2 separate regions of the Homo sapiens genome follow, and region 1 is linked to region 2. Evidence: chromatin contacts called from ENCODE Hi-C or POLR2A ChIA-PET data. All regions are on one chromosome and are shown on one strand. The core of a region is the stretch at or near the end of the contact, and the rest is flanking DNA. Distances in the headings are between cores, read along the strand shown.

Region 1 (6,203 bases), core at 1,015-3,514, 40 kb after region 2:
TTTCTAGCTCCCAAACTGGGTTTGTGATGGAACAATGTAATATTTTTTAACTAAAGAGACAGTATTACTCAGAAGCTAACTGTCTGTCCTTTCTAAGTCCCTCCCTACCCTAGAAATGAGCCTTGCTTGTCATCTTTGGCATGACACTCTCGCTAGGGTCTCCCCAAAATTCATATAGTGACATTTTAATCTCTAAGGTAATGGTGTCAGGAGGTAGGGCCTTTGGAAAACAATTTGGCTCTACCATTATGAATGGGATTAGTGCCCTTATAAAAGAAGCCTGAGAGAGGCCCCTCACCCCTTCCACTACATAAGGCCATGGCAAGAAGGCACCTTCTATGAGCCAGAAAGTAAGCTCTTACCAGACACTTAATGTGCCTTAATGTTGGACTTCCCAGGCTCCAAACTATGAGAAATAAGTCTGTTGCATCTAAGCTACCCAGTTTATGGCATTTTGTTATAGTGGCCCTAGCAGACTAAGACAACACTCCCCTGAGCAACCAATCAGAGTCCACTTGGGATGACATTAAAACCATCAACTTCACTATGCAATCATCCCAGAAGTGTCCCAGAGCGCCTATCACCTTACAGTTTCAAAAATAAGAACACTAACCTTTAGGAATAGGGGGAGAAGACTCAACAGGCTCTTCTGACGCTCAATGGGGCTCTTGTGAGTCAACTGCTGGTATTCCAGAAACTTCCTTTCCAGCATGTCCCAGAGAGCTGTGGGGCTGGAGGACTGCCCTCCATGTGGGACATCAGGCTGCACAGCAGCAAGCTGCCCTTCATTTTTGGAACCTGGGTCTTCATTTCTGTCTTCAGCCTTTGAAAGATCTTCTGCCTCCATGCCGTGGCAAAGCAGATCTGAATTCAGAACAAATAGAAGTGAACATTCCTGTCACATCACTTCCTGATGATTCTGGCTGTGGATAAGGTACTGTACTCACTCAGCCCAGTTTCTATTGAAAATGGTTCCCCTAAGAATCTGAAACAGACTAAAATAAGGAAGCCTTTTTAAAAAGGGGATTCAGATTTAGATGTGATTAATACAAGTTCACAATCTAGTGTGTGCCCAGCACTGTGGGGTCTTATACACAAGACTCAGACAGACTCTCCTACAGCCACACAGACAGATGTGTGCTCTTTTTTTTTTTTTTTTTTTTTTTGAGACGGAGTCTCGCTCTGTCGCCCAGGTCGGACTGCGGACTGCAGTGGCGCAATCTCGGCTCACTGCAAGCTCCGCTTCCCGGGTTCACGCCATTCTCCTGCCTCAGCCTCCCGAGTAGCTGGGACTACAGGCGCCCGCCACCGCGCCCGGCTAATTTTTTGTATTTTTAGTAGAGACGGGGTTTCACCTTGTTAGCCAGGATGGTCTCGATCTCCTGACCTCATGATCCACCCGCCTCGGCCTCCCAAAGTGCTGGGATTACAGGCGTGAGCCACCGCGCCCGGCCAGATGTGTGCTCTTATTCTCTCTAGGTAAGTAAGGAAACTGGGCCAAAGGCATACAGGCAGCTAGACGTCAAGTTGAAATGCAAACTTTCACACTAAAGCCTGTTTGGGGGGGGGGGGTGTTGTTTGTTTGTTTTTTTTTCACTTGTTGCTGCTTCTCTTTTAAAAGGCTGCATACATAAAAGAGATGTAAATAGTTCACTGGTATTTGTAGAGGCACATAATTCTATATCTAGAACTTCCTTCTATGATGGGTCTGTAAGGATAGATTCCTCATTCTAAGCATTATTTGGTTTATACTTGATATTTTTAGAGTATTTTATTCTCAAAATGACCCTTTAAGTCCCCAAGCTTACAAGAGCTCATCTCTAAGTGCACACAGGAGCAGTGTTTGCAAGTTGGGAACCTCAAGCCAGTAGGCACAAGAACAAAAACTTATGCGATGAAAACAGCCAAGGGCCAATTCACCAATAAGTGACCTCCCAAAGGTACACACCTTCAAAAGTTGTCAGTCAATTATGACTTACACCATAACATAGGATAGTTTATTGTTTGTTTGTCTGCAGTTCAGTAAACTCTCAGAAGGGACCAAAATGTTCAGGATCCCTGAATAAAAGCCCTCACCAAACTCAACATTACCACGTAGGAAGCCATCCGGGTGCCCAGCAGGCATTCAACAATCACAAAGTAGTGACCAGAGGGACATAGAGAAGTGGGCTCCCAGTGTTTTCCTCTTGGCTACAGCAGTGGTTGGGTTACATCATGCTTTATTTTTAGCCCAAACACACATTCCTTGAAGGCTAGAATGGGGTTTAGCCACGTGACACCGGCAAGGATAACCAGCCCTCTCTGAAACATTCTCACTCTTTATGTGCAGAACCCAGCCTTCCCCCAGCTCCTCTTCGAGCACACAGACTGCTTACTCTCTGACTTTATTTTCAGGAATAATTTTCTTATTACAAAAGCCATGTCAGTTCATTGTCAAAAACTGGGAGGAAACAAAAAATCAGGAAGAACATAATGCTTGCCCATACCCAGAAAACATGACTGCTGACATTCCAGCTTCTATCTATGAATATATAGTTTAGTAAGAACACGATCATAATATTGTTGAAGCAAACTTTATTTATACTTTTGCTTCTGTTGGGCACTGGGATGGGGTTTTGTGGGGGATTAAGTTGTTTCTTTTGGGGGGCTAACTCTAAGGGGCAGGCAGTGTGTGGAGTTGCTCACATCCCTTAGCCTTTTCCCTGATCTGGGTGGGCTCCTGTCTGGCTGTGTTCATTTATTTCTTTATCACCAGGACCTCCATTCTCCATTCGCATTCCCTGTGTCCCCACCCCACCCACACTCTCACTTGGTGAGTATGATTCCACCAGCATGGAACTTACAGAGTATGACACACAGCACCTGATTTCCATCCACATACACTTAAGTTAGCAAATGCTCTTCTGCATCTTTTCTGCTCTTACTCTTTCACCCAGCATTATGTCTTCAGACTCCACCACGTGTCTCTGTGTTTGTCAAGTTCATTTCCTCTAACTGCTACCTTGTGTTCCAAAGTGGGCATCACATGCCTATTTTACTTGTTGGCTTTCTCTGATAGATGGCTGGATTAGCCACAACATTCAGTCCAGCACACAGGGCTGGGGTGGACATTGCTGCGTGGGTCCCTTCACTGGGCTTTCATGACTGACTCTGGGTATGAAGGCAGGGGCAGCAGAACTGAATCAAGGGAGTATGACTGCTCAGTTCAACTAAGTTCCACAAACTAAGATGCCTCCAGAAAGCGGGCATCAGGCCATCTCCCCCACAGCATCTGAAGGCTCTTCAGTGACCTCATTACCACCCTGCTTGGCATCACCCAGCTTTCCAGTGTTTGCAATCTGATTGAAGGAAAGAGACCTTGCATTGTCATTTTAATTTGCATTTCTCTAAGTTACTAATGAGTATGAGCATCCCTTTACATGCCTGTTAGCCTTTTGGCATTTCTCCTCTGTGAATTCACTACTCATAACCTTTGCTTATTTTTTCCTTGCTTGTCTTTCTCTTGCTGCTTCATGAGAGTATACTCTAGAAGCTGGTCCTTTGTTAGTTTTGAAAATTACAGATATCTTCTCTCAATCCATTTTTTAATAAATTAGTCCATAACTTTCTTTGTAGTCAAAACAGCACATCATGAATATTTTCCACATCACTTAAGATCCTCAATGCCTTTATTCTTAATGGCTGCATGGTGGCCATAGAGTAATGTTGCTTGTTTATTTAATAAGCCCTTACACTTAGGCACTTAAGTGATATCCAATTATTCAGTACTATAAAAAAATACTGTAATGACAATCCTCATGTCTAAGTCTTTTTTATATATTCATGATAAAATAACAAATCCTAATCCATTCCTGAATTTCTAAAAGGAAATAGTTGGATCTAAAGATAGATAAATTTTCCAGCCTCTTGATCCATATTTCCAAACGGCTGCTCCTGAAACACCAATCCTATCAAGGGACAGACATTCCTTCTACATAAGTGTACAAGAGCTCGAGCTTCCCTATGTGTAATCTTTTTTTATTACCCTTTTTTTTAACCCTGATAATTTGACAGGTAGAATAAAATCAAAAGCAAGTGCATCTCTGTTGTTTCTCACTGCGCATTTGCTGCAGAGTGAGGAGCTAAGTATGTTTCCATCTGAGGCTCGGTCTCCTGCAGAGCTCCCTGCAGCTGGTGTTCTGGAGTCAGACTCCAGTGAGTTCTCATTTCATGGGTTCTTTGTAAGGAGGTCTCAGCTATTCTCATGGCTCTAATTACCACTGAGAGCCACATATCCACTAAACATTAGCTCTGTGAAGGCAAGGATGTTATGTCCATAGCAGGGGCTGGCACAGAGTAGATTCTCAATAAAATGTTATTGCATAAACGAATGAAAGTATAAATGAATCCGTGAACGAATTAACCTACGTGCTGATGGCACCCAAATCTCAATCTCTCTCTCTCTCGCCTAGACCCCTCTTTGGAACAAGTTCATTTTTCCCACTCCAAGATTTCTACTAGGATTTCCCCAGGACTCTGAAAGCCACTGTGTCCAACCAAACTGCCATCCCTAGCACCAATAGAGCCAGCCCCAAGCCATGGTAACAGCAAGCTTAGTGTTGTCTCTACCATATAAAGTTCATTCTGTGGCCACACCTGCAGGCTTTACTAACTGGCTCTATCAGTAAACCATGTCTGAGGACATGCTAACATGCCCCATCTTCAGGACCAGCAAGTGGCAAGTCAAGTGAGCATCAGGCAGAATATGGAACTGCGATGGGTGGGGACTTAGCTGGAGATCCAGAGAAAGGATCAGAAACCGCCCAGCTCTCCTCTGAAGTGCAGAAGCCACGTTTGCTGAAGTGAAACACTTGACTCACCTTCACTTGAATCGGCAAAGATTTTTGATAAACAAGGATTTCTAACTAATGCGGACCCCTGAAATTGCGTGGCAGCAGCATCTGACTCAAATGCCAAGCTGCAGCTGCCCCACCTCCTGCTCATCTGCTGATCGTGCCACACCTGCTCCAGTTTTATTTGAAAAGAGAAGGAAACAGGGAGTAGGCTTGCAGGCCATGTGAAGAACAGCAAGAAAAAAACACTCTCATCCGTCTCATTCTCAAGAAGTGCCCCACCTACAAGCCAGCAGCCTCTTCTTATCCAGGGTGAAAAGGGACCCATCGGGGCTTAGGGTCACTGTGGGAGTCCCAGGCGAGGCCAGGGTGAGGGTAGGGCAATGAAGGAGGCACTCACCTCCTCACAAGATTTAAGGAGGTGCCAAAAATGATAATTTTATGCAACAGTTTTAGAGATCAAAGTTAATGTCAAGAAATCCATGATGAACAAAATTTTAAATAAAAACAGGATCCAAACCTGTGCTTCCCAACCATCCCCCAACTTCACTCTCCACTGTGGGAACTTGAGCTCAGGGCATTTTTCATAAAAATCAACCTGTTAAACAGACACCACGTCTGGACCTTGGCTCCTGGGGATTCTACTCTCAGACATGTTTGGCTCCCAGCACAGACTCTGGGGCCAGACTGCTGGGGTTTGAACACAGTGGGTTTAGACCAAGTGGCAAGACCCATCCCTGCCTCATGGTCCTCATTTGTAAAGTGGGGATGACAACAGGTTCTCTCACCAGGGCCCCTCTAGCATTAGTCAGCTTGGCACAGGTCACTATTAGGATTAAGGGAATGCATATTTACTGGCACCTACTTAGTGCAGGCATTTACATGCATCTCTTCATGTAATCCTTCTGATATCCAGTGACAGCAAAGCTAGCAGCCTTCGTCCACAGCTGGTACTGAGGTGGGAGCAGAGAGGTGACTTGGCCAGGGTCCCTTCGCCAGTCGGTGACCAGAGCAGAAGCCCCCAGGTCTGTGGACAGCCCAGGCTTTGCTGCCCAGCACACCCCCAGCAGTGCACACAGGCAGCTGGGCTCACACTGTGGCTGCTTGGGGCTGAGGATGGGGAGAGGGGCTTGGCAAACTACTATACCCGGTCACACAGGCTGGGGAAGACTTGCTACCCTGGAAAGGTTCTTGGACAGGTGGGCTTTTAGGGGAAGGGTTCAGGGAAATATGGCCTTGGCAGAGCAAGAGGCCAGGAGGCTGCAGGGAGTCCCAGAGCCTCCAGGAAAAGACAAGACCACTCCTCCCTGCCGGCCGTGCTGTGTCCCAGCTTGGATGGGTTCAGGGCACATGGCATTCTGGCCCTCCACA
Region 2 (5,723 bases), core at 1,803-4,302:
GATATGGAAGTCAGACAGACTGCCCCCTATGTGGACTCTATCAAACTTCAGGAGGCAAGATTAATAACTATCTCCTGTTACTAAGGCCTGTGGATACTTGAGGGATGCATTAGAAAATTAAAAGCAAAGCGGCCTCATTTGTGCAGTCCATGCTGATTACTCCAGACAGCCACCATCCTCTTCCAAAACTCTAGGGCTTCTCTCTCAGGGACTAGCACCAACCAGTCTCTCTCACACTCTCATCAAATTGGTTACCAAGGCCAGGCAAAGTTACGTCCTAAATAGTTCTCAAAATGTTCTCCTGTTCAAGCTACTGCCATCCCTGGAAGGAGCAACTGACAGCTCCTTTGCTCCTCTCCTTTCCAGCCATCATCTCTGCCCATCCATCCCTATAGCTTAAAGCCCTACTACAGCTTAAAGTCCGAGCAATGCCTACAGAAGGCAGGAACAAACCTTACTCAAGATAGTTGATTTTGAGTCTCACCTTTATGCCTCCTCAACCCATCTCAGACCAGATAACTCTCATCTTTAAATGTTTAGCTCAGTGGTCTCCTCATCCAGGAACGCCTCGCTGACCTCCTCCCCAGACTTCATTAGGTGCACTTCTCTGCGTCCTCTCAATTTCTGGGCCTGCCCTTGCCAGGGTCCCCACCATACAAGGATAATGCTCCATTCATGTCTCTACTAGGTGGGAGCCCAGAAGAGGAGCAGGCAGGAGCAGCCATATCTGAAGCAGTTGCAGGACAACTGCACATCAGGTGTCTTCAGGACACCAGGCACGAGAGTCCAAGACTATCTGCCTTGCCAACCCTCCCTGCCTTTCCTCCTGTCCTGTCCATCTTCTCAATTCATTCATGCCCATATTCTACTCAGTGACCATTCACAGGGGTCCCTGATGTAGCTGCAGACCCAGTCCATGCTCACATGGGCCTCACCACTGAAGCAGAAGAAAGAGATTTGAACACCATCTTATTTCAACAGTGGTAAGAAACCAAAAATTGATAGATGTACAGTGCCTTTATTAGCAGATGGGGAAGAGACGACTTAAGTGGCTGATGTCCTTGGCATCCATTTTAATACATATCCTGGTTTCAGATATGCTCAAGTGTGCAAACACAAACCAAAGAAATAAGAAACCAAGGAAGATTACACAATTAATCATTGATTTGCACTGTGATCAGTGCTGAGGGTGCTGAGGAAATGTGAGGCAGTGGGATCTGATTTGGCCCATGGGATGGGGATGGGCAGGCCAGGGGAGGCTTCTTGGAAGAAGTGACATCTAAACCTAGACAAAAGCATAAGAAGCAACTGTCCAGGCAGAGTGAAGACAGGAAAGGCATCCCAGGTAGAGTAAAGGGCATATGTGAAATCTGAGTCTGAAACATGGCTGCATGGCTGCATGCCATGGGCAGGCAGGACCCCCAGAACTGTGTGCCCCACACTCCCAATGCCTGACTCCCTCCTGGGAATCATGGGAAAGCACTGGAGGCTTCCAAGTGGGAACGACAGGGTCACATCTGTGCCTTCCAAAGGCCAGTGTGGCCTTCATGTGAACTGTTCAGGAACTACACTGTCCCCCACCCTTCCTCAATGGTCTGGCACAACAATTACCTCTAACAAACTTAAGTGACAGATATAACTCATACCCACAGGGGACATTGTTTCAACAGGAAAGATTAGGATGAAGCTGCAGGATGCCCAGCAGCAGAGCCAGAGGAGTAAGTGTTTAGGGCTCTGGCCTGCAGAGTGCCCCATGAAACCTTAACTATTGCCTGGAGCACACCGCATTCCTGTTGAAATGATGTCCCCTTAGGGCTATAAGTTATAGCCACAACTTAAGTTCAAGGTAAAGGTGACTGGGGTTGCTCCTTTGGCTGACATAAGGAATAAACGTCAGCCCACGAGGCCTGGCAGGGGCTGGGAGAAGGCATATGCTAAGGCAGAAGCAAGAAGGAGCAGGGCTGCCTTGCTTTGGAGGGGGCTTTTCTCAGAGCTATACACAGACCCAGTTGTAGAGCAGTCCTCATAACCCATAACCCCATGATGCCACAGTCCTGCACAGAGACCACCCTAGCTCCACATTGCCTATAGGGTAAAAGTGAAATGGTCTCCCATAGGGTTTGTGCAAGGCCCACCACAGTCTGACCCTGCTTCTGCTCCACTTTCACCTCCAGACCTGCACTGTGGATGATGTGCTGCTGAGGGGTAAGCACTCCATTCTATGGTGTGTGTATGTAGTGTGGATATGTAGTATGTGTGTATGTGTGGTATTTGTGTGTGTCGTGTGGTGTCTGTATGTAGCATATGTAGGTGGTATGTGTGGTGTGTATTCATGTGTATGTGCTAGGTGCTGTGTGGTGTGTAAGTGCAGTGTGTGGGTGTGTGGTATGCCAGTATGTGTAAGGTGTATGTTTAGTGTGGTGTGTGTGTGTTTTGTGTACATGTGGTGTATGTATATGTGCATGTGATGTGTATATAGTGTGTTTGGTGTAGGGGTGTTTATTTGGTATGGTGCATGTTTCATAGAGATATATGATGTATTTTGGACACCATAGATATATTTTTGGAATTACATAACATGTCACCTCTGTGTTATGAAAAATATTCCTTAAATTATAGTTACCATAAAGACTAAATGAATTGAAGAATAGTCCATTGTAAAAAGCTGAGCATGGTGTCTGGCGCACACATGCTTAGGAAGCAGCTGTGATCACTCTAACTACCATCTTCCCTCAATGTAGATACTATTATTATGTCTGCCTTCAAATCAGGAGATGGAAGATTAGAGAAATAAAGTAGCAGGACCAAAGAACACAGCCACCAAGGCATAGAACAAGCAGGCCTGACTCCAAGGCCCACGGCCTCTTTCCCTCCTCCCTGGAGACTTGGGACCTACTTTGCAGAAGGCAGGGCTGAGGGAAGCCACTTGCCCAAGGACATACAAGTGTGGTACGGCAGAGACGAGCACCCTGTCTCCCATTCCCAGCCCACTGCCATGCCCTTTACTCTGCAGACTCCCTGGAGGGGGTAGAGTTTCACTTCCTATTCTCTAACCATCAAGGAAGGTCAAGGGCCATGTATCTCTTTTAGGGAGAAAAAAAAATGCTCTATTTATGAAACATGGGTCTTATAAATGTAAAAATTACTCATTACAAAACCAGGATGACATTTGACACAGGACTCACCTCTAAAACATCAGGACTGACGCAGTCCATTGGTTAGAACCCAATCTTCAAACTGCAGGCTGTCGTGTCAGACATTTGGAAAACTATCACTATTATTGTGGGAGTATCAGGAAAAAAACAGGAAGAACACACACACGTGTGTGCACATACACGCACGCACAGACAAATGCATGCAGGCTTTGGAGGTAGCCCTGGGTTCAAATTCTAGCTTTATTATTTACTAAATGTGTGACCTTTGGCCATGTTTTTTATCCTTTCTCAGCCTTTGTTTCCTTATTGATAAAATTCCAAAATTTTGGAGGGAAATAAAAATAAATAGATGTTTAGTGCTCAGCCTCCATAGACATTCAACTAATTACTATTGCTTTTCTTCACCTGATATCACTTACTAAATGTCTTTTCATACTGACAAATACTCCCCTGCCCCTGAGAGCTGGCAGAATAAGTCAAACAAGTTTCCACACCAAGATCCTAAGTTAACCTGTATGTTATCAGGGTGCCCAGGCAAAAGGCCTCCTCAGGGATTGCCCCTGAAATATAGAGAACAGGGAACCCAGAGAGGGAATTCTTCCCAAGACAAGCAAGAAAATCAGGACCTGGGAATCTGGCCAAGGCCTGGCTTGGAAAGGGCAGCTAAGACCCCATGGAGGCATTCCCATACCTACAGAAGGGCAGAATGGCCTGAATGAGGATGGTTTCTATGGAATCCAAGAAAAGGAAAATCTTGGAGCAAGATTCACAATAAAAAATCAGACATCATACAAGGGACCTTCCATGATTGTCACAGAAACAATATACTCTCAAAAAACACAAGAAGAAATAATTATGATTCTTGTGTTTGAAGAAATAAAAATGAAAGATATGAGAAAGGAAAAGGGCTATCAAATCAAGTTTATTTGAAAAAGAAACAGTATATCTAGACATATAAAATACTGTCATTGAAATTTTAAAAAGAAAACCTAAATGGCTAGATTATATATCAGATTAGACACAGCTAGTAGGAGATTCAGTGGGTTTAAGAAAGACCAAAAGAAACTGTGTGGAACAGAGTACAGAGAGACAAAGAGATGAAAAATGTAAAAGAAAGATTAAGGGAGGATAGAATGAAAAAGTAAAACATACATCTAATTGTGTTAGTTCCAAAAAGGCATAATAGGAAAAGGGATGGAGAAGAGGTCATAATTTAAAAATCCATATTTTATAAAAGACATCAGTTGGGATTCAGGAATCCCAATGAATATGAAGCAAAATAAATGTTTAAAATAATGTACATTGAGATATATGACAGTAAAGCAATAGAACAAGAATGGTGAAGATCTTAAAAGCGACCAGAGAAAAATGACAAATTACCTTCAAAGGAAGAGAAATAAAAACGATTTTAAAAGGCAACAATGGAAGGCAATAGCTGGGGAGACCTTCCATTTACTGTGAGAAAATAACTGTCAACCAATAAATGTTTACCCAGCAAAACTATATTTCTGCAATTAGGGAGAAAATAAAGACAGTTTTCAGACAAATAAAATCCAAGAGAGTTTACCACAAATAGACCCACACTACAGGAAAGTTTAACAGATGTACTAGAGTAGATAAAAAATAATCCCAGATGGAAGGATAGAGATGCAAAAAAGAATGGTGAGCACAGACATTGAAAGCATGTAGGTAAATCCAAAGAATATTTTATAAAACAACAACAATAACTGTCATATCTGATGGATTTACTAACAGGAGATAAGTTTAAAATATTAGCTAATAGTAATGTATGAGTTAGAAAAGGGCAAAAATATTTGAGTTTTAAGGTCTTGGTGTCTTAATTGGAAGGATAAAGATACTGTTTAACTAAAAACATGAGTATGCCTGTTAATTCACTCTAGGGCAACTACTATAAAATTAATCATAGAGAGTTTAAATTTCATACTAGTAGGTAGGAAACACAATTTTTTAAAATCAATTCAAAAATAAGACCAAAAATGTTTTTTTTTAAAGTGGAACAAATGTAAAAAGCTAAGTAGAAATCATTCCAAATATATTAATAATTATGAAAGCGTAAACAAATGACTTTCTCCAGTTAAATGAGAAATAATACCACACTAGATTGAAAAACAAAGTAAAACCAACAAAAGTGGTTCCTTATTGTTTACAAGAAAAACACCTAAAAATGTAAGGACAGTACACAGAAAGGTTAAAACCAAAGGATGAAGAAAAATCCCAGGCACGAACTAACCAAAAGAAACCTGATATAGTCCTATTATTATTAAGGCAAAATGTACAACTAGGGATAAAAAGTTCACCATATAATGATAAAAATTTAGACTCCATAAGAATATAAAAATTCTAAATATGTATGATTCTTACAACCTCAAATATATGTAAGGGAAAATTCATCAGAAATTGACACATCCACTTTATCATGAGAGATTTTGAATGCATCGTTCTCAATAACTGATACACCATTTCCCAGGCCGCTGCCGCAGGTAGCGGAGGGGCAGGTCCCAGTGCTGGAGACCGAGGCTACCTCCTGGGCCACCTGGCGGCCGTTGT

What was found. A loop is a pair of places that touch in the nucleus more often than their neighbours do. ChIA-PET counts read pairs that join two places held with the same protein, here RNA polymerase II (POLR2A). Pooled maps may share reads with other maps.
Region 1: a loop to region 2 is called in a map of transverse colon, with 9 times the contacts of the local background. The contact joins two enhancer-like sites. A Hi-C loop is called at or near these places in 5 of 168 maps with a recorded cell type or tissue (A673, B cell, endothelial cell of hepatic sinusoid and 2 more) and 2 of 50 pooled maps. POLR2A ChIA-PET finds 5 or more read pairs at or near these places in 2 of 52 experiments (GM12878 and OCI-LY7).

Annotation. Positions count from the first base shown.
Region 1 is chr10:48,704,377-48,710,579 of GRCh38, reverse strand. WDFY4 (WDFY family member 4) reads right to left here. Exons shown (of 62, transcript NM_001394531.1): 2 at 614-864. The coding sequence starts at 847. Among named protein-coding and RNA genes, the nearest start is that of WDFY4, 23 kb to the right of the region's middle. Within about 2 kb of position 2,264, at least 2 of the 41 ENCODE cell types and tissues checked have a DNase peak (open chromatin) inside an H3K27ac peak, as active enhancers do.
Region 2 is chr10:48,746,065-48,751,787 of GRCh38, reverse strand. All of the region lies in intron 12 of WDFY4 (WDFY family member 4), which reads right to left. It also overlaps the pseudogene RPL13AP19. Among named protein-coding and RNA genes, the nearest start is that of WDFY4, 64 kb to the right of the region's middle. Within about 2 kb of position 3,052, at least 3 of the 41 ENCODE cell types and tissues checked have a DNase peak (open chromatin) inside an H3K27ac peak, as active enhancers do.